3 separate regions of the Mus musculus genome follow, and regions 1 and 2 are each linked to region 3. A link is a loop called in an ENCODE intact Hi-C map of the cell type or tissue named here. Cell type or tissue: left cerebral cortex. All regions are shown on one strand.

What was found. Hi-C counts contacts between places; a loop is a spot of excess contacts. Peaks named below come from ENCODE experiments on the same cell type or tissue, not always from the same donor. Only the 100,000 strongest peaks of a DNase experiment are listed, where the experiment ranks them.
Region 1: a loop joins it to region 3, with 2.1 times the contacts of the local background. A loop is called at or near these places in 4 of 42 quality-filtered maps.
Region 2: a loop joins it to region 3, with 9 times the contacts of the local background. A loop is called at or near these places in 21 of 42 quality-filtered maps.

Annotation. Positions count from the first base shown.
Region 1 is chr1:125,491,534-125,499,533 of GRCm38, forward strand. No RefSeq gene overlaps it. Among named protein-coding and RNA genes, the nearest start is that of Actr3, 60 kb to the left of the region's middle. In left cerebral cortex, no CTCF peak of the experiment used is centred here; a DNase peak (open chromatin) is centred at 3,278.
Region 2 is chr1:125,555,662-125,563,661 of GRCm38, forward strand. Slc35f5 (solute carrier family 35, member F5) reads left to right here and starts at 5,341. Exons shown (of 16, transcript NM_028787.5): 1 at 5,341-5,623; 2 at 6,614-6,704; 3 at 6,839-6,980. The coding sequence starts at 5,584. In left cerebral cortex, a CTCF peak has its summit at 7,258 (motif pointing right); DNase peaks (open chromatin) are centred at 4,830, 5,234 and 5,732; H3K4me3 peaks cover 2,163 bases; H3K27ac peaks cover 1,976 bases.
Region 3 is chr1:125,430,312-125,438,311 of GRCm38, forward strand. Actr3 (ARP3 actin-related protein 3) reads right to left here and starts at 5,416. Exons shown (of 12, transcript NM_023735.2): 1 at 4,974-5,416. The coding sequence starts at 5,017. In left cerebral cortex, no CTCF peak of the experiment used is centred here; DNase peaks (open chromatin) are centred at 4,489 and 5,545; H3K4me3 peaks cover 3,178 bases; H3K27ac peaks cover 1,900 bases.

The DNA of each region.
Region 1 (8,000 bases), 61 kb after region 3:
GGCTGAAAACATCTTGGAAAATGGGGTTTGTTTCATATTACAGGTGAGGTGGTTCATTGTCAGGTCAGGAACAGATAGTGGGAACTGGAGCAGAGACCCTGAAGTCACTGCTTCCTGCCTTCCACCCAGGCTCCAGTTCACACACCTTCCTTCTACAGCTCGGGACCACCTGTCCAGGAACCATACTGTTCACAATGGGCTGGGTTCTCCTACATCGACTGGCAATCAAGAAAACAGCCCACAGACCTGTCCACAGGTTAATCTGATGGGGGCTTCCTCTTTCCAGGTGTGTCAAGTTGACAACCCAAATTAGCTAATTAGTTCTTGTCAAGGACTGAAGTTTGGTTCCCAGCACCCCGCATTATATGGCTCACAATGGCCTCTAACTCTACATATGGGGCTCTGACACTCTCTTGTGGATGCCATGGGCACTGCACAGGAAGCAGTCCCTACTCCCCCATATAAAAACAAGAAAGAATGTTAAGATATCAATGAGCCAGACTAAAGGCCTAAATGTATTTAGCCTTTGAGCAAGGCCCAGATATGAGCCTGCCTCCTTTTTCTCATTTTGACCTCTTCTTCCTCCTCTCCTCCTTCTTCTGGACCAACCATAATTTATCGGCAGATCATTTAGACACATGATGATTAGTCCATTAACTACATCTCCTTGCCTCTTTCTGCCGAGAGTCCTGCCTGCCAGAAGTCACAAGGTTCCTTGTCTTGTTTGTTGCAGTGGTAAAATACTTCTAACTTGGAGGCGGAAAGCCAAAATAGCTTACAGGTCACATCTTTGTGGGAAGTTAGAGTAGGAGCTCAAGTTAAGAACTTGAAGCAGAAACTATGGAAGAGTATTTACTGTTGCTACTTCACCAAGGCTCATGCTTAGCTAGCTCTTGTAGTCTTAGACCCCCTGCTTAGGGAATGGTGCTGCCCACAGTGGTAGAGACCTTACTACATCAATTAGCAATCACAACAATCGGAGACAGGTCACAGGCCAATATGATTCTGATAATCCTTTCATTGAAGTGCCGGATGATTCCAGGCTATGTCAAGTGGAGTTAAAGCTAACTAGGACAGCCTGGTACCCCCTTTCATGGTGAAATGTTCTAAGACTGAGAAAAAACAAAAACAAAAACAAAAACAAAAACAAAAACAACCAGTGGGGTGATTTGACTCTCCAGGTAAAGGTGCTTGCTGCCAAGGTTGACCTGGATTTGATCCCCCGAAACCATTTGTGGAAGGAGATAATTGTTTCCTGCAGGTTGTCCTCTAATTTTTATATGTCTACCCTCCCACATGAATTAATAAATAAGTGAATAAATAAATACAATTAAAACTGTTAGTGGCGGAAAAGATACCTCAGTGGTTAAGAGCGTGTACTGCTCTTGCAGGGGACCTGGCTTTGGTTTCTAATACCTCTATAGCAACTTGTAACCATCTTTAAATACAGGTCCAGGGCATCTAGTGCTCTTTCCTGGCCTTCATACACACTAGGTGTGCACACATGGTGCATATACATACATCTCACACACATAAAATGTTTTAAATCTTAAAAAGTTTTTAAAGAGAGTCCCAGTAGCCCTTTTGTCCTGGTATTTAACAAAGGTACCACTTCTGAATTCCCTGTGTCCCCAGCCCAGCCTTGGTCAGTGTGTCTTATAGGGCTTAGTCAGGGATGTTCTCTGCTTTAAAAACAAGAACAAAAACGGTTCTGATCACCCTTGCTACCCATGCACTAAGCTTTGCAATAGGACACCTGGGTCAGAGCTCTGCTTTAGAGTCCTCCTCCCTTCATGAGTCCCAGTTCACATGGGAATTTCCTAGCTCTCTCAGATTTCTACCCTTGACTTTCTTTAGGCCCAAGAACACTGAGTCCAGGGTGGGCTACCAGAAAACTAAGGTAGCTTGCACTTCACCTTTTATTTACAGGTTTTTTTCTCCAAAAATGTATATTCAACATCTATTCATAATTTTTCATATTTTCTCAGAGAAATCTGCCCATCCCTGAGAAGAAGGCTCAGTTGGTAAAGGGCTTGGCTTAGAAGCACAAAGACCTGAGTTCAATCGCTAGAACTCAATTCACATAAAATAAAGCCAAGCATGGTGGGACACATTTAGAATCCCAGCACTGGAAAGGTAGAGGCAAGAGAATCCCTGGGATGCACTAGCCAGACAGCCTAGCTAAATTGCCAATGCTTAGATCAGTGAGAGACTCTATCTTAAAAAAGAAAATAATAGAGTGCAATTGAGGAAAACATCCAATCTGGCCTCCCCACTTGACATGTGCACACAGACTGTCAATGTTTAGTGTGTTAATGGGGTCCCAAGTGAGGGTCACATTAACCAGAACACAGGGGATACTGTCACAGCCATGCACGGTTTATTGAATATTCCAGCATCTTTTATACAGAAAGCCGTATAAAGATTTTCCCACAGATTTTAGTTTACACCAGGTGCTGTTTTCCCTACCAATAGCTTCAAAGTGACCCAAACCTCCTTGCAGACTGAGAAATCTGTCAGCAGTCTTATAGAACATAAACCTTCATGCATACATACACACAAACATTCGTGCAGGTACACACACAAAGACAGTGCATGAGTGTGCTTGTATATGATCTTATTTTAAATGCATCTATTTTTATTTTATAGGTACATATATATTTATACAAGTGTAGATATGTTTGTATATACACAACACTAAGCGGTGACATGTGTCCATCTTTACAAATATAGATTAGCTCTGAAGAATGTTGAGAAGAGACTAAGTTACTGGAAGACAGAGACTTCCCTTAGTATACGTGTGTGTATGTGTGTATGTATGTTTGCTTATATGTGTGCATGTGTAATAAATGAGTTTGTGTGTGTGTTCATGTGTATATATGTATGTATATACATATACATACATATACGGATATGTATACACACACACACACACACACACACACACACACACACACATATATAGTATTTGTAGTGTGTTTGTGAATACCTGTATGCCTGGGTGTGGTATGTATGTTTATGTATGTATGTATGTATGTAGTGTGTATGTTTATGTATGTGTTGTATGTGTGTGTTTGTATAAGTATGTATGTATGTGTATATGTCTGTCCATATGTGTATATTTATTTGTATGTGTGCATGTTTTGTGTACCATGCAGGCATTACCTATCTGAAACATAAATCGAATTGAAGACAATGCATTGAGTTGGACTATTCAAAATCAGTGGGAGAACGTGAACATTTGTTTGACATGAGTGCCAGCAGATGGAGAGGGAGCTTGTGACGAACAATTTCCCAAATATAGATATAATGTGATTTTTAAAAATTCTTCCAAAGGCAGAAGAACCACGGGCAGGAAATTGGAGAAGATCAGACAAATGTGAAATGTTCAGAAATCGGCTTCCATCTTAAAGGTTATCTTTTTCAGAGTTAGTGCCTTCCGGTGTAGCTCAGACTGACCCCAAACTCACGATCCTCTGCCTCAGCCTCCCAAGTGTGAGGATTAGAGATTTGTCAGGATGCATCTCTTTAAAGTTGTCTTTTATAGTTGTTTCTTTATGACATGTAATAATTTGTATGGAGGCCGGGCATATTCCGAGGCAGGGCACATGTCAAGACACATTGAAGTCAGATTGTGAGATTTTCTCTTCCACCATGCCGTGGCCTGAGGCTTGAACTCAGATTATTAGGTTCCCTGGTTAAGTGTTTTTACCTTCTGAGCCATCTCACTAGCCTGAAGTTTACCTTTCTGTGGAGTGAGAGCAACGTCAAGATTAATTACTTTGGTAAAACTTGAGGCTGTAACTCCCCTTAAATTTGACTTAGTGTCTTCTGTTGGGGGATGTTATGTGCACTGTGTTTTCAGTGGCTGATTTCTGAACCCAATCTTGCAGTCTGGACTTTGGTATTATTATGAAGCAGTTCCTGACTCCATCATCTCCTATTGGTCAAACAAAGAGCTGAACAGCCAATAGCTGGGCAGGAGAGCAAAAGGCGGGACTTCTGTGCCCAGACAGAGGAAAAGAGTTTCAGGTGGGACCTGGGTGTCGCCATCCCCGACAGGAATGGAGAGGGAGGTGCCAGAGCAAGCCTAAGATGGCAGGTAATAGGCCATGTGGCTTGGAAGTAGGCTGACAAGTAGTCCAAGCCAGCGTTGTAGGATTAGAATAGATCAGAAGCTGCCTAAAGCTTATTAATAAATATAAAGAGCTCCAAGTCATTATTTCAAGACAGGGGCAGGCATAGGAAAGCCTGTACTTATGCTGTCTTCTGTTGCTAATGAAACCATAACCAAACCCTGTGAGTGAGGGGCTGTATCTGGTAACCACCCTCTTGGGGGCGGAGTCTCAGGTAGGTCAGAGGTTAGGGCAGATCCAGGACAGGAAGCAAGTGTGAAACCTAGCAGCCAGCCGGGCATGGTGGCGCACGAGCCAGGCGTGGTGGCGCACACCTTTAATCCCAGCACTCGGGAGGCAGAGGCAGGCGGATTTCTGAGTTCGAGGCCAGCCTGGTCTACAAAGTGAGTTCCAGGACAGCCAGGGCTACACAGAGAAACCCTGTCTCGAAAAACCAAAAAAAAAAAAAAAAAAAAAAAAAAAAAGGAAAGAAAGAAACCTAGCAAATCCCTCAGGATCACCCACCCACACACCACTCATGACGGCACGGATGGCCAATGTGTTCACGTTCTGCTTCATGGAATCTGGTGGTGTGTAAATAGGGAGACGAATCTTTGAGATTCATTAGAAGAAAGCATTTGGATTCAGAAGGGTTTGTGTTCAAATTTCAATACCAACAGCCACCTCTCCAGCTTACATGAAGCATATGAGTTTCATAGCTGGACAAGAAACGTAGGAGAAGGCAGAAAAGAGGAAGAGGATTGATACTACCTGGGTGCTTTGCTTTTTATCACCTCTTAAGTGACTTTACCTCTGAATAGCTCACGGGAGAGGGAGGGACTGAATTTCACATTTCTCTTGAGAGGAAATAAACCATATTCAAACCTATCCCTAACATATATTAATTGCATCTTAAATTGAAAAGTAACTCTCAAGAAGATTGGTGACACACATGTGTATGTATGTGTATATATGTATATGTTTATATGTGTGTGTGTGCATGTGTATATATGAGTAGAGTAGGTCCATACCCTCTATACACATCTTGCAAAATAACAAGGAACAGCTCCTGGATGCAGTAGAGCGCGTCTATCATCCCAGCATTCAGAGGCTGATGCAGGAGGACTGCCATGCTCTCGAGGCCAATCATGGTCATGTACTAAGACTTTATGTCAAAACAGAGGAGGAGCAGGAAGGGGAAGGGAAGAAGGAAGAAAAAGAAAGAACAAAAGAAGTGGAGGGGGGGGGCGAGGCTGAGGGCAGAGAGAGGGAGGTAACTGTAGTCTTACTCTTGTAGGAATACAGAGGCTACACTCATTAAGTGCCTCCCTTGTGACAGAAAGCACAAGCCAACGAGATGACAGGGCACGGGCCTGACACTCCCAGTGAAACTCACTCAGGATCGTTTGCGCAGTACAGCTTCTGTGTTGCTATGAGGCTGATGCAGCACAGGAAAAAGCTAAGGCAGCCTCGGATCCAGAAAAGCAATTCCAGCCCAAGCTGCTTCGCCATGGCGGTACAGCAACTGCATGGCTTCTTTCCAAGTCGGAGAGGAAAATCAGGTCCAACAGGCCTTCCTGGAGACAGGTGTGGAACAGCATGACTTCTTTATGCCCAATGATGACATTATATAAATAGCTTAGGCTGCGGCTGTCAGGTAGAAAGCTGGCTAGCATTCAAAAAGCTGTGGGTCCCATCTTCAGCCACTGGAGCAGGGAGTGGTGGCACGCATCTGTAATCTTTGCATTTGGGAAATGGAGGCAGGAGGATCAGGTCACCTTGGGCTACACATTGAATTATAGGCCAGTCTGGGCAACATGAGTTGCTAGCTAAACTAACTTGACTTGAAATCTTACATTCTCCCTACATCTTGTCTAAAGAATCAGAAATTAACTTTATGTATCCCCGAGACTTGGAAAGAAGTAAACCTAATACTATCACCCATTTATTTCCAACTATAGTACTTCTGCATAGCCTGATGATGATGATTGATGATGATGATTGTGGACTTGTCCTAGACTATCACAAATAACCCAGAAAAAAAAAGCCATTCATTATGGAGTCAGGTGGGCTGGTGATCTAAACCCTGTTCTGAGAAGCAAGCCGTCAGAAAAAGCTGTGTGGAATAATCTGGGGTTGGGGGTGCACACACAGTCTCAGCACTTGGGATTCTGAGTCAGGACAACTGCTACAACTTCAAGGCCAGCTTGATCTACACACTCAATCAAAGGCTAGCCACAGTTGCAAAGTAGCACTGTTTCAAAATGGAAGAAGGCTCCTGCTAAGAGGGAAGGGCTCAGAAGTCAGAAGTATGGAGTTTCAATATAGCTTGGAACCAGCCAGATCCCGGCCTCAATGAGCAAAGGCAGTTGCAGCCAAGCCAGAGGCCATGTAGTAGAAAGAGAGAACTGACTCCTGCAGGCAGTCCCCTGATCTCCACATATATGTGCACACCAAATAAATAAACTCTGCCATAATAAATTCCAGCTGGAAAAAATATATCAGCGTTGGCAACTGTGCTGTTTAGTTGTAAGCCAACTTGACACAAGCTAAAGTGATCTGCAAGAAGGAATTGAAAAAAATAAAATGCCTCTGAAGATCCAGATGCAAGGCATTTTTATTTAGTTAGTGACTGATGGGGAGGGTCCAGCCCATTGTGGGTGGTGCCATCCCTGAGCTGGTGGTTCTGTGTTCTATAAGAAAATAGGCTGAGCAAGCCATGGGGAGCAAGCCAGTAAAAAGCATCCCTCCATGTTCTCTGCATCAGCTCCTGCCTCTGTTCTTGCCCTGTTCAAGTTCCTGCCCTGTCTTACTTCAATGATGAATGGCAATATGGAAGTGTAAGCCGAATACACCCTTTCTTCCTCAGATTTCTTTGGTCATGGTGTTTCATTATAGCAATAATAACCCTAACTAAGACATTAACTAAACCTCTCTAACCCCAGAAGCACCTGTGATGGTAGTGTTAACATAGCTCATCTGTCATAATTGTCAACTTGACAAGCCTAGGAAGAGGGAACCTCATTTGAGGAGCTGCTGCGATTGGATTGGCTTATGGGAGTGTCTTGGAGCATTTCTTTGATTACTAATTGATGTAGGAGGGCCCAGCCCACCGTGGGCAATACTATCCCTAGTAAGTGGACTTGGGATGGATAGGAAGGGTAGCTGATTATGAGCCAGGATACAAGCCAATAAGCAGTGTTCCACCATGCTCTCTGCTTTAAGCTCCTGCATTAAGTCCCTGTCTTAGCTCCCCTCAGTAATGGATTATAACTTGTAAACCAGATATACCCCCTTCCTATCTGCCTTCCTGCCTTTCCCATGGTGAGTGTAGAGTCCTTAGGCACAATAAGTGTATCCACCAGGCTGCTCCCCCTCTTTATCTCTTTTCTTGCCAATCAGAATGGATGAGAGCTTATTGAAGTGTTACAGGCACAACTCCATGAGACATCCTCTGCAGCTAGATTTTATCTGAAGAAGAAACATCTGTAAAGATCTGTGTGCTGGAGTCTTCAGGCAGTTGTGGCTTCCACTGGCATTTAATATTCATTGCTCTTTGTACTCCAACTACAGGCTTGTCACTTTTAGGAAGACTTAGAAAAAAAAATTCCTATGAATATTTATTTGTCTTACCGTAGAATATATTTACTATTTGGCTTGAAAGTTTGAGTTTTGTGTTTCTTATATAAATTATGAATTAAAAAAAAAACCTTTCTACTTGCTCTCAGGCCAGATGTAGCTTATTTATTATGTAGAAGACTATCACAAAACTCAGTACTGTCTGTCTTAGAGTTTGATGCAGCATAGGAATAACATAGAATTAAACATGGAGCTGTAGGGTCTTCAATGTGTCTTAGTGGCAGAGCACTTGCCTAGCATGCAGAA
Region 2 (8,000 bases), 130 kb after region 3:
CTGATAGAACTCTGCACTAAACCCATCTGGTCCTGGGCTTTTTTTGGTTGGGAGACTATTAATAACTGCTTCTATTTCTTTAGGTGATATGGGACTGTTTAGATGGTCAACTTGATCCTGATTCAACTTTGGCACCTGGTATCTGTCCAGAAATTTGTCCATTTCGTCCAGGTTTTCCAGTTTTGTTGAGTATAGCTTTTTCTTTTTTAAATGTGGGTTCTGGAGGATAGAACTTGGATCCTTGTGCTTACATGGCAAGTATTTTCCCCTATAACCCATCTTTCCAGCAATATAAATAGAAACAGTTTTTATATCATATTGCTTAGGGGGAAATGACAGTAAGAGAAAGTCTTCACATGTTCAACACCGGTGTAATTTTTCTGGGCATTTTATATCTGTGTCTAGTTAGATCCATGGCATGTAACCTATAGGTAAAAGGACTGTCAATATCTCTGTTTCTTTGCATTTGGTTGTGCACTTTTTCCCATATTTGGGATTCATGGATTTAAAAGTAGGTTCAACTGTCAACGTAGAGGCCTAATGTCTCCGGGCAGAATCATCTGTAGCTTCCTAGGCCTTGAACTTAAATTGTAGCCTTTGAGACTGGTAGACTGGCTAGCAATGGAGGACAAGGCTGGACACACACAAATTTGATTTTATATTATGGCACAAATAGTTTGGGAGGATTGCATTTTCTGGATTGCATTTCTGGGAATGTTTTGAAAGGGGTTACACTCAATACCAGATGGATCTTAGCAAATTATGATAAATTTCACAATTTTCACCTTTTAGAGTGATCAACTCCGGAGAGTAAAAAGGAAATGAATAAAAAGATCAAGCCCATGAAGTTAGGTAAAGAGCTACAAGCAGATAGGAATGGAGACAAGAAAGTGATTCATTATGCTGGAATGATCAAGGGGCAAAGGATGCTCAAGTTCACTTAAGAAATAGTGACTACCAGCTTAGTAACTGCTGCTATTCTGCATAATGGAAAACAAAATGAGAATCCTTGTTGTTGTGGAATGAAGACTGAAAGCACACCATTGACATTTGGTGGGAAGGGAAAGGCAATGACACGTTTCTAAGACCTATCTCCCATATAATTAAGAGATGAAGCCAGCCAGAAATGGTGGTATATACAGGGTGGATCCAGTTACTCTATAGCAGGAAGGATTGAGTCCAGGAGTTTGAGAACAGCCATAAGTAGACATTACAGATGGTTGTGATTCTGCCTAGCATATGCAAACTTTAAGTTTGATCCCTAACTCTCTGAAGGAAAAACAAACAAACAAAAACCCCAGGACTTGAGGTTACTAGACTAGACAACAGTTATTTTCCAAGACTTTTAAATGACTGAGGATTTAATCTGAGTAAAAATGGGGCAAAAATGCCTGAATTGATCAGTGTCTTAGGATTACTAGTGCAGTGATAAAATGCCATGGCCCATATCACAGTTCATCATCCAAGGATTCATCACCAAAAGAACTCAATCAGGGCAGGAACCTGGAGTCAGGAGATGATGCAGAGGTCATGGGGGATGCTGCTGACTAGCTTGCCCTTCAGGGCTTGCTCAGACTGCTTTCTTGTAGCATCCAGAACCACCAGTCCAAGGATGCACCACCCACTATAGGACGGGTCATCCCACATGAATCACTAATAGGAAAGATGCCCTGCACTCTTGCCTATAGCCGATCTTATAAAAACATTTTCTCAATTAGAGTTTCTACCTCTCAGGTGACTCAAGCTCGTGTCTCGTTGACATAAAACCCACCAACACAGTCAGGCTGGTGCTGTTGTAAAAAAACCATAGCAGGACCACTGTTCTGGTTACATTTCTACTGTTTTGATAAGGAGGAAGGGTTTATTTACATGCCTACCTCATAGTTGTGGTAGTTTGAATAAGCATGGCTCAGGGAGTGATACTATTAGGAGGTGTGGCTTTCTTGAAGGAAGTGTGTCATTGTTGGGGTGGGCTTTGAGAAACCCTCCTTCTAGCTTCCTGGAAATCAGTCTTCTCCTAGCTGCCTTCGGAACAAGATGTAGAACTCTCAGCTCCTCCAGCACCATGTGTGCCTGCACACTGCCATGCTTCCTGCCTTGATGATAATGGACTGAACCTCTGAACCTGTAAGCGAGCCCCAATTAAATGTTGTCCTTATAAGAGTTGCCTTTGTCATGGTGTCTCTTCCCAGCAATGAAAATCCTAACTAAGACAATAGTCTATCACTGAGGGATGCCAAGACAGGAACTCAAGCAGGGGAGGAACCTGGAGGCAGGAACTGAAGCAGAGGCCATGGAGAAGTGCTGCTTATTGGCATACCCCTCAGTTTTCTTATACAACCAAGGGACCACATGCGCCAGGAGTGGCACTGCTCTCAGTGGGCTGTGCTTTCTCACATCAGTCATTAAGAAAATACCCTAAGGGCCAATCTGATGGGGGCACTTTCCCAGCTCCCTCAGATAATCCTGGATTGTGCCAAGCTGACAAAAAACAAAACAAAACAAAAAACCCAAACAAAAACAAAACAAACTATCTAGCCAGATAAGCCTGGTTTTATGGAGCACTCTTAGAGAATTTCCCTAAGACAGCTGGAGGAAAATATTACTGGAATAGTTAAATTAGTTTTGAGAGTGCATGAAAATAATCTACCTAGAATGATTTTATTCCACACACAAACACTGTCACCACTGTCCTTTAGCAGATGCTCTAGGAATACGTAGTAATAGTAGTAGCTTGTGTGTAGGTGCTGTCATTTTAAGCAATCCATATTTATATATGGAGAATCTAAGGCACACTGTAAATAATCCTCAATATTCTATAATAAGTTTTCAGAACTAAAACCCATGTGCTGGGTGTGTGGTAGCACATACCTTTGATCCCAGCATTCAGGATGGAGAGGCAGGCAGATCTATGTGATTTCAAGGCCAGCTTGGTCCTCATAGTAGTTTCCAGGCTGGCTCTCTCTCTCTCTCTCCCTCCTTCCCTCTCTCCCTCTCTCTCATCTCACTATATAGCTTTACCTGTCTTGTAACTCACTATGTAGACTAGGTAGACCTTGAAATTAAAGCACTGGGATTAAAGGCATATGCCATCATGTATGGCCTTGACTCTTGATCTTGACTGATTCACTATATCAGATGTTAAAAGACGGAAAAGCTTGTGCTGGAATAATATGGTGTATGGGTATAACCAAATACCTACTATGTAGTACAGTAACTTCAAGTACTTGCTACACTGTGGCTATGTACTCTGAATGATAAGTTTTTTCCCTTTCCTTTTAAAGACGGCGCACTTTCTTGGGAGTTGATGGAGCCAGCCAATACTTAGAAAGAGGATGGATCAGATTTTAAACAGGTAAAAACAGATAGAATGTTAGAGTTTTACTGCTGTGAACAGACACCGTGACCAAGGCAACAATATAAAGACAACATTTAATTGGGGCTGGCTTACAGGTTCAGAGGTTCAGTCCATTATCATCAAGGCAGGAGCATGACAGCATCCAGGCAGGCATGGTGCAGGAGGAGCTGAGAATTCTACCTCTTCATCTGAAGACTGCTAAGAGAATACTGACTTCCAGGAAGCTAGGGAGAGTGTTTTAAAGCCCACCCCCACAGTGACACACCTACTCCAAGGCCACATCTCCAAATAGTGCCACTCCCTGGGCCAAACTTATTCAAACCACTACAGTATGCTTAATCATTTGTTCTTAACTGAATGACCAAGCAAGTTGTGTTTGTTTGTGTGCAGGAGTGTACAGACAGAGGCCAGAGACCATTAGGTATCCTGCTCTGTCACTCTCCTTACTCCTTACTGAACCGGAAGTGTCTGGCAAGTAGCAAGACAGATCCTTCCATCTCTGCCTCTCATCGTGCTGGGGTTGCAAATGTGCACATGACCAAGCCCAGCTTTTTACATGGGCGCTAGGGATCTAAACTCAGGACCTCATGCTTGCACAGCAAGGACTTTTGTCCACTAAGTTATCTCTCCTGTTCCAGCAGTGGGTTTCTCAGTGACTAGAAGTGTTTGATGCCAGGAGTTTTTTAGAATCCGACCAGATCACAAAATGTCCATCTTAATTTTAGTCATAAGACTTTGTAGACAAAGTTAAAAGAGAAGGATGAAACACAGTGACTACATGAGAAAAAAATATTTCCTTGCCTCATTTGATAAAAATGCTAACAATGCAATTGTGGCTACAGAAGCCTTAAGTCTCGTGTTAATCTAAATATAAATCAGGATCCTGGCCAATTTTTCAATTTTATGGGAGCTTCAATACCCATAAAACAAAAACCCATGGTTAGCATCTGTGGAGGTCTTATGTGTCACAGGCTGAACTGATTTGTTTGAGAATGTATGTATACTGGGTGTAAACATACAGCCGAGGCACTCACATGGTTTTATGGCTTTGTTTTTGTTTTTTTCTTCCCATAAAAAAAGTGAGGGCCAGGGAGATGAATAACCTGGTCTACAACTTCTAACTGCAAGAATGAAGCTCTAGTTTACGGACAAAAACGATCTAGGAATCCAACGGGGCGCCAAGCTACACTGCCTGATTTTAGAAAGGGCTACTGGAAAATGCTTGCTTAAACACTGGAAGAAATGGTGCAGTCAGCTTTCGCTTCAGGGCGGGGCAGTGGGGAAGTCTGGCAGCCTTGCCAGGGCTGGGTTCTCCCTCTTCTAGACATCCCCGCCCTCTCCGCTCTGTTCTCTTCCCTTCTCTGTTCCTTCGCGCCACTGTCACGACTCCAAGCCACAAGCCTGTTCAAGGCTGGCGTCCACACTACGGCAACAAGAACCAGGAAACGTGCCCTCCCCCGGTCCGAAGTCGCGTCCGGCGTGACGTAACCTGCGCGCCCGCAGTCTTTGGGCTAGGGGGCGGGGCCGCTGAAGCTGACTGGACAGGGGCGGGGACTGCCGGGCTGTCTGGGGGGCGGGGCTCTGGGCAGACCACCCAGGCCTAGGGTATGGATTGTCAACTGGGGGAGGAGGCAGAATGGACGCCGGGTGGACGAACTGAGAGCTGAGCTTGACCGGTTGACTCACTGAGTGATGGGGAGGATGTCACCTAGTTGGTGGACAAGCTGGGGGCCTAGAGTCTCCAGGATGGGGTCCAGGGTACCCGGAGCGGTTCCTGTCTACCGGGATGCGCTGCCAGGTTCGCTACCCAGGGGCGGAGCTTGACTGGGATCTCGCCTAGCTAATTGCTCAAAGGGCAGCTCTAGGTGGTCAATAGGTCGGGGGTGGAGTCTGACTGGCTGACGGGCAGGAGGCGGGGCCTGCCGGTTGGCCAGCCGTGGGATGGGCTTGTTTGGCCAGCAGTGGGCGTGGCCTGGCTGGCTGACCGGCCGGGGGCGGGGCCTGGGCCGCGGCCGCAATCCGGGCCTCCAGGACTCTCGCTGCCAGCGCCGTCCGGTGGCCTGGGTCACTCCCCTCCGTCGGGGCCGAGTGCTGTGACAGCCGCGGCCTTGAGCCGAGGGGCAGCGCAGCTTCTTAAGTTGGGCTTGCTGTGGGGCACGATGCTGGGGTCTGTGCGTGCGGTGTGAGGCGGCGGCTCTGGGCGGCGGGCCGAGCCGGGGCCGCTCATGGTGCCGCCACGACTCCATCGAGGGGCAGGAAGGCCAGGTAGGCGGTGGGCCGGCGTCCGCGGCCAGGGAGGACGGGTCAGAGTTCTCACGCCCCTCACGAGGCAAGAGGCTGGGTTTTCCTCATGTCTTTCCCTCGCCAAGGGGCGGCTTCCCTGTGCCAGCTGTTTTCTGTCGTGACTGGGCGGGTGGGGAGCGAGGATGATCCTGGTTCTCACGTGAGGGGAGTGGACCCTCGCACATCACTTCCTGTCAGCGAGCTGAATCCCCTGGAGATGGGGGGGTAAGGACACGCGTGTCTAGACTGCCAGGGGCGGATGTCCTGAAGGGAGAATCTAGAGAGTTCTGTTTATGAGACTTCGAGGATCCGTTTACAGCACTCTTCAATGTGCCATATGTGGAATCTTCTTCTCTCTCTCTCGTTTTTTTTACCCGCCTGGTACCCAGGACCTCTTTGAGTATAACCTTTTATTTTTGGGGGGCTGGGAGGTGTCAGGTCGGGGACAGGTCTTAGGTATCCGAGACTGGTCTCAAAAATCACTTTGTAGCCAAGGGTAACCTTGAACTTCTGTCTTCTGCCTTACAGGCATGCACCAGCACACCAGGCTTATGGCCTGGTTCCGCACTCTACTAGCTGAGCGACACCGCTAGCATGGGATTTCTTGTTTGTATTTGTTTTGCTGTTGTTATTATTTTGTGACACAGTCTCATATGGCCCATGCTGGCCTTGAACTCAGTATGTATTCTGACTGACTTTGATCTTCTGATTCTCTGGTTTCCCCTCCCCCCACACCCCACACTTTCCAAGTGCTAGGATTATAGACACGTGCCACTGTGCCCAGTTTGGGAAGTGTTTGGGATGCAACCCAAGAACTCATGCATGCTAGGCAAGCATTGCACTACTAAGCTACATGTCCCCAGGGTGGCTTCTGTTGCATACATTTTGATAGTCCTTGAAGGTGAAGAGTGGAAAAGATGTGATTTTACACTTGAACTTTCCCTAAGCGTTATTTCTGTGGTGCTGTTTTAGGTGGGCTGAGTTCTTTACCTCCATTTGGACTGGGCTCTGCCCGCTTTGCAGGCATTGCATTTGAGGATCTCAGAGAAGCCCTTGCAACAAGGTAAATTCTCATGTTATCAGTAAAAAGCAGAGACTACTAGCAAATGTCTCTTGTTTCCTTGGGCTGGATTTCTAATTTTTATGTGGTTCTTCTCAAAGAGGCTCTAATGAGATCTCTGTTTTCTAAACTAACAGACTGCAAATGGTTTATGTGTTTATCATGAACCGTGTGAATTCCCAGAGCAGTGGTTTCAGTCAGCGCAGGCGAATGGCCCTGGGGATAGTGATTCTCCTGCTGGTTGATGTGATATGGGTGGCATCCTCAGAACTCACCTCGGTATGTATTTCTCCACCAATGATGTTGCACTGTGATAGAATTAACATGGACCTAGAGGATTTTGCTAATGATGTAGGATAACATATAGTGTCAAGCTATAGTATTTTCATGCTTCTAACATCAGTATTTTAAATATTGTTGAATTCTTTGTTTTTCTTTGGTACTGAATTAGTGTCATTTAAAGTAAAAATTGACAGGATGCTCTTTGTTGTTTTCTGAAGGTACAAAAACTTTGTGTGTATGTGTGTCTATATATGCACATGTGTGCACACGTGCCTGTGGAGGCCAGAAGGGGGCATCTGAGTCCTTGGAACTTAGATAATTGTTAGTCCTGTAACGTGGGTACTGGGGACTAAACTCTGAAGGAATACTAAGCTCTTTGAATCATGGAGCCATTTCTACAGTCCTACCTACAGCTTTCTCACATTTGTAGGAAACATATCTCAGAAGATTTTTTTTTAATTACATAAAAGGTGGTTTTGTGTTAGTCAAAATTGAATTTATTTCTTCATAAATACTGTTTTTTAGGGAACAAACATTGAGGGACAGTAGAAAGTAAGGGTCTGGGTATATAGCTTAGTAGATTCTTGATACATAAGAATAAATTTGAAAAAGAGGGTATTTTTGGAAAATAAACATAAGTCATCAGATTTTTCATGTATAAGCCACTGTTATCCACATGCATACACTGGTGAATCCACACTTGTGTGTTTACTGAGTCACACATTTTTATCAAAATTGCAGTGTTTGGCTTCAGTTAAGCTGTTTGTTAATCGATGTCTCATTGGGAGTAGTGTGGTACTTTGAGTTTATAAGCTAATTTTACTTTGAGTTTGTATACTTCTTTTTTGTTAATGATCCTTGTAAGAAGAAGATAACAATTTTGTTGTTTATAGTTTTTATTACATTTATTTATTTACTTATTTATTTAGATGTATGTGTGTGTAAATGTGCCAAGGATTTAGAACACAAAAGTTGTAGATTAAATTATAATTTAACAATTTATATCTAGAGGTTAGA
Region 3 (8,000 bases):
AATAAATAAAACAAAGAACAAAACTAATTCCTATTCCTAATTCCTGTTCACATTCATTCATTGTTAAAATCAGGAGCACATTCAATACAGATCAGAGTTGCTGCTATACACCAAGTCCTGTTCCTCTACCCTTCCTAGATGCAGTCCTACTACATTCCACTCAGTAAATGATCTTATTATTATTCAGAATTTGGATTCCCTAATTCCCTATAAAGTAAAATTCTTTAGCAACCAAAATTTTGCTGAAATATAAAATCTGGTACTCAGTAGATACTGGATAAATGTTAGTTCACAGTGTACAATATAAACTCACATTTTGTTATCAAACAGCCCAAAACTCATAAAGGAGGCCAGCAGCCACTCTTCCCACCAACACTATGCACAAACACACTTTTCCTTCCTTTCTTTTGTAAAATACTCTCCTGTGCAGCTAAGCAGCTCCTTAAAAAGAAAGCTCAAATCTGACAGTCATTACATCTTGCTTGACTTCCTGACCACAAGCACTGCAAACCTGGAAACCAGCTACTACTATCTGAAAAGCACCCATTTAACATTTGATTAACTGCCAGTATCAGCTGGTTGTGGCGGCTCACAACAGTAAACCCAGCACTCAAGAAACCGAGGGAGGAGAATCACTGTGCCGTCAAGGGCAGCCTGAGTTGCGTGGTGATTTCCACTACTCATCACGACAATGAGCATCCGCCAAGCAGAGTTGTGTGGACAGAGGGGTATACTGTGGGACACTAGAGCTTTTACTACAAGACGCTTTCTAGGCTTTGTCTTATTGTGTTTGTTTGTGGGATTTTTTTGTTTTGTTTTTGAGGGAAGGCTACAAGGGTGGAGGGCAGATACAAGGGGACCTGAGATGAGTGAAACTGGGAAACATGATATGAAACTCACACCCTTAAATTTTTTAAAATTAGAATTAAAATTCATGAAGGCAGAAGGTATTAGACATTTTTATTATAATTCCAAGAGTGGCTGGCCTACTGGGAAGTATGAAGTAAACCTCGACCATCCTCAAGTAACTAGCGAATCAATTAATCCCTCTCCAACCCAAACTACTGAAATCATCAAAAACTTCAGTGGTTGGTCCTCTGGGCTCCACGTTACTGCACCCAGGCAAGTGGTTTAACCTGGAACTTAAGTTTCTTATCTACATAATGCAAACAACCCTGAACAAGGTGAAGGGAAGGCCAGGAGCTGAAGCACAGCACTTGCCACAAGTGTTGCACATGGCTCTCACGAAATGGTATTTCCTGAAAAACCTGAGTCTCTCTCTCTTTTTTTCAGGAACAAGGAAATAGTCTAAAAATTAAGATCTTTAGGAAAAGAAAATCTCAAGAAAGACAAAAAATTTTCACTAGTTAACTGAATCAAATTCATAAGGCTAGGATTATTTTTGCAATATTACTGTAATCAAGAATTAAGTTGGATTAATTTTACTAACAGATGATGTATGCAGTTCTATGAAAGGGAACTCTCAAGGAACCCCACAGGCCTAAATTCAGAACTTAGTCCAAGCACCTACTCCACCACCTACTAACTAAAAAAAAAGCTGTCACAAGTTAAATAAGATAGAACAAGTTAAAATCCTGGCCATCAGGTTCACCAGTAGCCAGACTTTTCCCTCTGATCTTGAAAATAAAAATCCTAAACTGTGTTTAACAATAAACCTTAAAGGTCACTAGACACAATGCATCCCAAAGTCAGTACGAGTACTTCAACTTGAAGCTGGCGAGCAGGAAAGACACTAGCAGGAGAGTCTGAAGAACCTGACTTCTCCATAGCAGCAGTCTGTGATCCAAACACACACAAGTTACCAATAACAAGAACCTTAATGAATTTTTGTTATCCAGATAGTATGAATGTTCCTGCCTTTTAGATGTTATAACACATTATGAAGAGAATCCAAGCAACAAAGTTGAACTTCACAGGCAGGCCTTCATTCACCCATGGCTTCCCACTACGCTCAAACTCATCCTGTCTTTAACTTCTAGGACCCGGCCACAGGGTAGATTATAAAGCTCAACTTTCATCAAAGCCAACAAAAGTATTTGTGCTTTACAGTTGGAAGATGCTTAAAAAAAATAGATCTGAGAAATTCTGTAATTTATTTAACTATATCCAAGACTTGTAAAATAAGACTATATATTAACCTGTTATTTAATCACTGGAAATAAGCCACCAAAGCAGTTTCTGAGTGAAAACCAGAATTCATAAAGAGAGAAAAGAAAACTCCATACTGCATTGTTGCAGAAACGAAGGAGACAGGCAGAAGGAAACTCCCTTCGGATAACTCTATTTACAGAAGCATTACATCCTTTTAAAGCTTTAAAACTTGCTTTTCTCATGGCTGCTCCTCAGCCGGTTGGACTGGGGTCTGAAGCAGAGCCTTGTGCATGCTGATGAGGCACCTTCCCCTCAGCTACATTCCCAAGCCTACATTTTGTTTTGAAGCAAACAGCTCTCTGAGCAGGAATTTTATTCTACAATACAGACCAAAAAGTATGTTGACCTGATACAGATATGAAGTGTTCCTTTCTTAATTCATTAGGTATTTGAAAAAACTTCATGATGTGAACCTAGGTCATGATGATGAATTTATGCTCTAAGTTTCTTAATTTAAAGTTCTGGAATTAAACCTCATGTGTCCTAACATTTCCAGTTTGTAAGATCACCATCAAGTTTAACACACTACCCCTTTTTGCAATTCTTTAATGAGTTGGGATGGGCAACCTGTAAATGTTCACTTACTCTAGAAGCGTAATTGTAGTAAGACCTAAGAGTAAGTGCAATGGTGCTGGGGCGGGGGAGGGGGCCACAAACTAAAGGGACACCTTTTGCGTTTGGGAAACAAGTTATTTCAGATGTAAAACTCCCTGCCAGTCATTCTTGTACATGCTATTTATCTTGGGCACTGAGAGAAGACTTTCCTAACAAAGCTCAAGTATGACTTTCTAAGTTGTTATCTTGAATAGCCAAACAAACATGGGGGTAAACACACACACGCGCGCGCGCGCTTCAGAAGCAAAATAAAGAAAAATTGGGAAATCCAGACTGTGAGCAAAGGTAAAAATACTGAACAGAGAATGTGACTTTAATCATTTTCATCCATATATAAATAAATGACTGTCCAGCTAAGCTCTCCTTGTAAGGTGAGATCAATATAGTAATGTAATGATTTAGTAATTGAGATATGACACAGAAATAGCCTAGGTATAAGTTGTACCACTTTTCCTGGCCACTCCAAATGTGTTCTTAATTCAAGGTTGCCCTTTAAGAAAAAAGGTCACTTAGGGACAATTAAGTTCAAGTACCAAATACTATTCATTCAAAAATAACCAAAACTGCATTCCAAAAGAGGAAAATAGATACATAAAAAGAATAAAAAGACAAATCCTACTTAAGCAGCCATGGCATTATTTATAAGGTGATCAGTGACTATGTGGTTCTACTGACAGTGATTTCTAAAGCATGAAAGTACAACATAGCACTATCTGTCACTTCAATACAATACACTTGAAAAGTCCTATTCACTCTGGCTAATTCTAATTTTTAAAATGGCTCTAACATCCAACAACTGATCAATTAAACTACAAAAGGATAAACTTAAACACATACACAGAAACACTTCAGGGAGGTGACACTGGATTAAAAGAAAACCTAACTTTAATAAAATGTCAACTAAGAAAATACATAGAAATTCCAAGACTAGACTAGTGTTTTCCAAGAAAAAAAAAGTTTTCTGTTGTTTCCAGCTGCCTGACAAAATTACAAATAAAGGCAGAAGAGTTTTAACTAGTGTGGAGGGAAAGAAAAGGCATCGCTTAAATAACTGTGGTAGGGAGAATAAGAGGAAAAAGGTTGGCAACTATCCTCAAAACCACTGATGTATTTGGGGGATTCGAGATCAGACAGGCCTCTTCCTCCACCAAGGATTTCAACGTAGAACATAAAAAAATGTACAGTCTTCTCTCTAGGTCACTACCCAGAGCAAGTTGTAACTCTTGACAAGGTTCATTAATACAAAACCACTACTTTAAAGTCATTTTAGTCAACCACACTACTATCAGAAACAATTACTTTAAATCAAACACATTCCTTTATACCCCCTTTCAGTTTTCAAGACACAGTCACAAAACGAACGTGAACAAACGTTTAGGTTCCAGGGTGCGTCCCTTCTCTCCCCTCTGTCTCCCTCCGTGGACACACAAGAACATTTTTTTTTCTAGTTCAGACATATTGATACCTACCACTCATAATGTACTCTTTATGCAACCTGCTTAATTTTGAAAGTTCTAATAAGACGTGGTAACGTTCGAGACGAAAAACTACCTTATAAGGCTATAAAAGACGGAAAGCAGGAAGCGGCTTTGACAAAACTAAGGAAGTTGCAGCGCGCTTGCTCACCAAGGGACTTTTTTGAGGCAAGAGCTATAACCCCCGTGAGATCCTCCTCGCTGGAACTGACTTGGTTCAATGGGTAGTGGGAGATGGCTACGAATGGGTGTGGGCGGAAACCAGGCGGCGCGTGGGTCCGCTGCAAAAGCCCCCCATGCTAGCTTCCCATTTTCACAGCCTGGTTCGTCGCTCTCCCCACCCACACGCCCTAAGAGATCGAGAGTTGTCACCGCGATCTTGCAAAATCTGCAAGGAGCGCTTCTCTCTCTCTCTCTCTCTCTCTCTCTCTCTCTCTCTCTCTCTCTCTCTCTCTCTCTCTCTCTTTTCCTTGCTCCTAGGTCTGGAGGTCCTCGGTGGGTGCCCTGCTTCACAGGCAGCAAAGGGGAGAGAAGGGAAAGGACAGCCAGGTGGGCCAGACGGCCTCCTCGGAAAGGAAGGGCCTGGAAAAGATCTCTGTCCCGGGAGGCTCCCGGCACCACCCCTCGCCAGTCTGGCCGGCTCCCCCCATTCATCTCCCTCCTCCGCCCGTCCCCGGCCTCAGTCTCCCCCACCCCGAAGACCCGCCGTACCCCGTGCCACAGTCCACCACACAGGCCGGCAGCCGTCCCGCCATCTTCCTCCTCGCCCGCCGCTGCCGTCCGTTCCGTGCTGCTGAGAGGCCGGGGAGCTAGAGATGGGAGCTGGCTGACCATGCACCGGCCCGGGCCGCCCTCGGTCGGGAGGGAGGGAGGAAGGGAGGGAGCTGTGGGAAGCCCGAGCAGGAGCGAGTGAGCAGTCGGCTAGTACTTCCGCAAGCCCAGCAGGCTGGCCGGCCGGCAGGCTGGCTGTCCCCGCCCTACCCTGCCGCGGCCTCCTCCTCTACCCCTCCGCTCTCCGCCCTCCTCCTCCTCCTCCTCGCTCCCGCCCCCACCCTACAACTTCTTCCCCCTCGCACTGCCTTTCCGCGGGGAGCCAAGATGGCCGCCGCTGCCGACGCCCCGGCCAGGCCAGGCCCCAGGCCGCGATCGCTCCCACTTCCGGTTCCGGGTGGGAGGAGCGAGCACGCGCGCGCGTGCGTGCGATGTACTGTGCGGCCGCCCGGCCCCGGCTCCCTTCCGGATAGCCAGAAAGTCCACTTTGGGTTTTCAAATAGCTGGAAGCCCAGAAGCCAAGCTGAGCTTGAAGGGGGTCCAGAAGCGGCTACGCATGCGCAGTGGCGCGCAGCTGTGGGTCGCGGCTCCGCTTCCGACTTGCGAAGATTCCAGTTCGCATTTTCTGGCCGGTGGCAGCCCAGAAGTCAGGCAGTTATTTAGTTAGGAAGCTGGCTTTTGGTGGTGGTGGGTGTTGAGTGTGTTTCTTCTCTGCTAACTTGAGCCATGGGCAGGAGGCTTTCTACTGTGGGGTGAAGGGCTAATTGGAAACGTGGTCAGCGGCATGTCCCCATAATCGCTGTAGGTGAGCAGTCAGAAAAGGGATGTGTCCTGAGATTTATGTCAGTTATACTATTGCATTGTAGTTTGCAAGCTCCCCAAAATGGTGGGCCTTTGCTTTTAAGACAGGCAAGGATCCAAGACGTTAGGTTGAACAATAACAAACCCACCTTCTTCAGGGTTTGGGGATTCCTGTGTGTCTTCCAAGAAAGGCAAGTGTTGGATCAGTGACATGGCTTAGCAGGTAAAGATGCTTGCACTCACTAACCTGAGTTTGAGCCCTTGGAGATCCACATGCTGGAAGGAATGAAAAGACCCCCACAAGTTGTTCTTTGATTTTGCGCACATCCTCCCCCTCATAAGAAAATATAAAACAAAAATTAAAAAATCAAGTTTCCCAGAGGTTATGCTCTACATAGCCTGTACAAATGGCCTTTATTTGGGTTTTGGGGTGATGATAAACTTCTTTCAAGAGTAGTGAGATTATCTCCGGCCTTTAAGAAAGGCCAGTGTCCCAGAGGTTGTGTTCTACAAAATAGACTCTGTGCAGGTGGCCTCTATTCCGGTTGAAGTGACAATGAATTTCCTTCTGTGGAGTGCTGTTAACGTGATACCAACTTTTTCTAGTTGGAAAAAAAAAGAAAAAGAAAAAGAAAGAAAGATGAGAAAAAGATATGTATTTTTTTACATCACAGACTTAAAAAGTAATACTTTTAAAACTTGAATACATCAGAGTAACATAGAAAGCTTAAAGTATGTTGCTGGGTCATCTCCCAGGGGATTAGGCAAAATCAATGTGCAGTAGAACCTGAGAATTTACTTTCTCATCAGCAGGAACCTGGAAAGTTAATAGCTTTCCTTCCCAACAGGCTTGTCTTTTATTTATTCTTTAGCAATCCCATACATGTAAATGCTATATCTTGATTGAATTTACCCAGAACCTTCTCTCTGGCTCCCCTGGATATCCCAATGTATTCCTCCTCCTCCTCCTCCTCCTCCTCCTCCTCCTCCTCCTCCTCCTCCTCCTCCTCCTTTTCTCCTCTTCCTCTTCTTCCTCTTCTTCCTCCTCCCTTCCTGTCCCCTCTGATTTTCATTTATTTTTTGGTAATCTCCTGAATCCAGTCAGTTTGGTTGAAATGCTGACTGATCTTGGCTAGATCTTCAGGAAACTATAACTGCAAAATCTGTGTCATGTCCAGAAGACAGCATCTTCTATGCACCCCCATCCCCTCCTCCATGATGCTCCCCGAGCTTTGTGGAGTGGTGAGGGTCTGCATAGATGGACCATCTAAGGCTGATGGTCAGTAGTCACCTACCCTCAGCATGATATGTGTAGAAATATCAGTGTTTACAAGGTAATATTACAACAGGTCTATTGAGTAGGGCAACAGGTTTCCCTATACAGCCTGTGACGGCCTAAACCATGGGAGGTTTGGACAGGTTTAGCATAATCTGCCTAAATTCCCTTCTGAAGAGCAGGCCTCATCCAAAAGTGTTTGGTCACCCCCATACCCCCTGTGCCATACTGTACTGGAGAGCATATTTTGAGCAGGCTAATCTAGGTTTGCTTATATGAGACCATAATAATACATTAAGAAAAGATGTGTTATTCAATGCAGAAAATTCTGTTATCAGGTTAGGTAAGCTGACCTGAGGGGTAAAATACCGACTTTTCTCTTATTAATGTTAGTCATTTGGTGAAAAGTATTTTCACCAGCTCTGTGTGGCAGAGACTATATTGATCCTTAATATAGTGGGGCAAAGAATAGATAAGGGGTGTGGGATCAGAGTTCTGCCTGTGAGTAGAGAAACAGATTGTATTAAGAGCCACAGAAAAGTGCTGAGAACTGTGAGAAACAGGTGAAGAGTTGGCAAACAGCAGAGCAGACACACTTGAACAAGATAAGTGGCTCTGCCACAGAGTAAGAAACAGAGGAAGGAAGGGAGGGGGGTTCCCGAGAAGAGAAGAAGGTGCATGTGTCCAGGACCTGACTTGAGGCAGGCCTGGGGGAGGGGAATCTGACCTCTTCCCTTCAGTGGTTAAAATGAAGACAGCCAAAGAGGATGTGATGAAAAACGAACCCTGAGAAAGAGGGTGGTTCAGAAATGTGTAGCTACCTCTAAGCATACTCAAGTTTATCCTAAAGCAACTTGGAACGTATCAAAAGAGCTAGGGGGAAAAAAAAA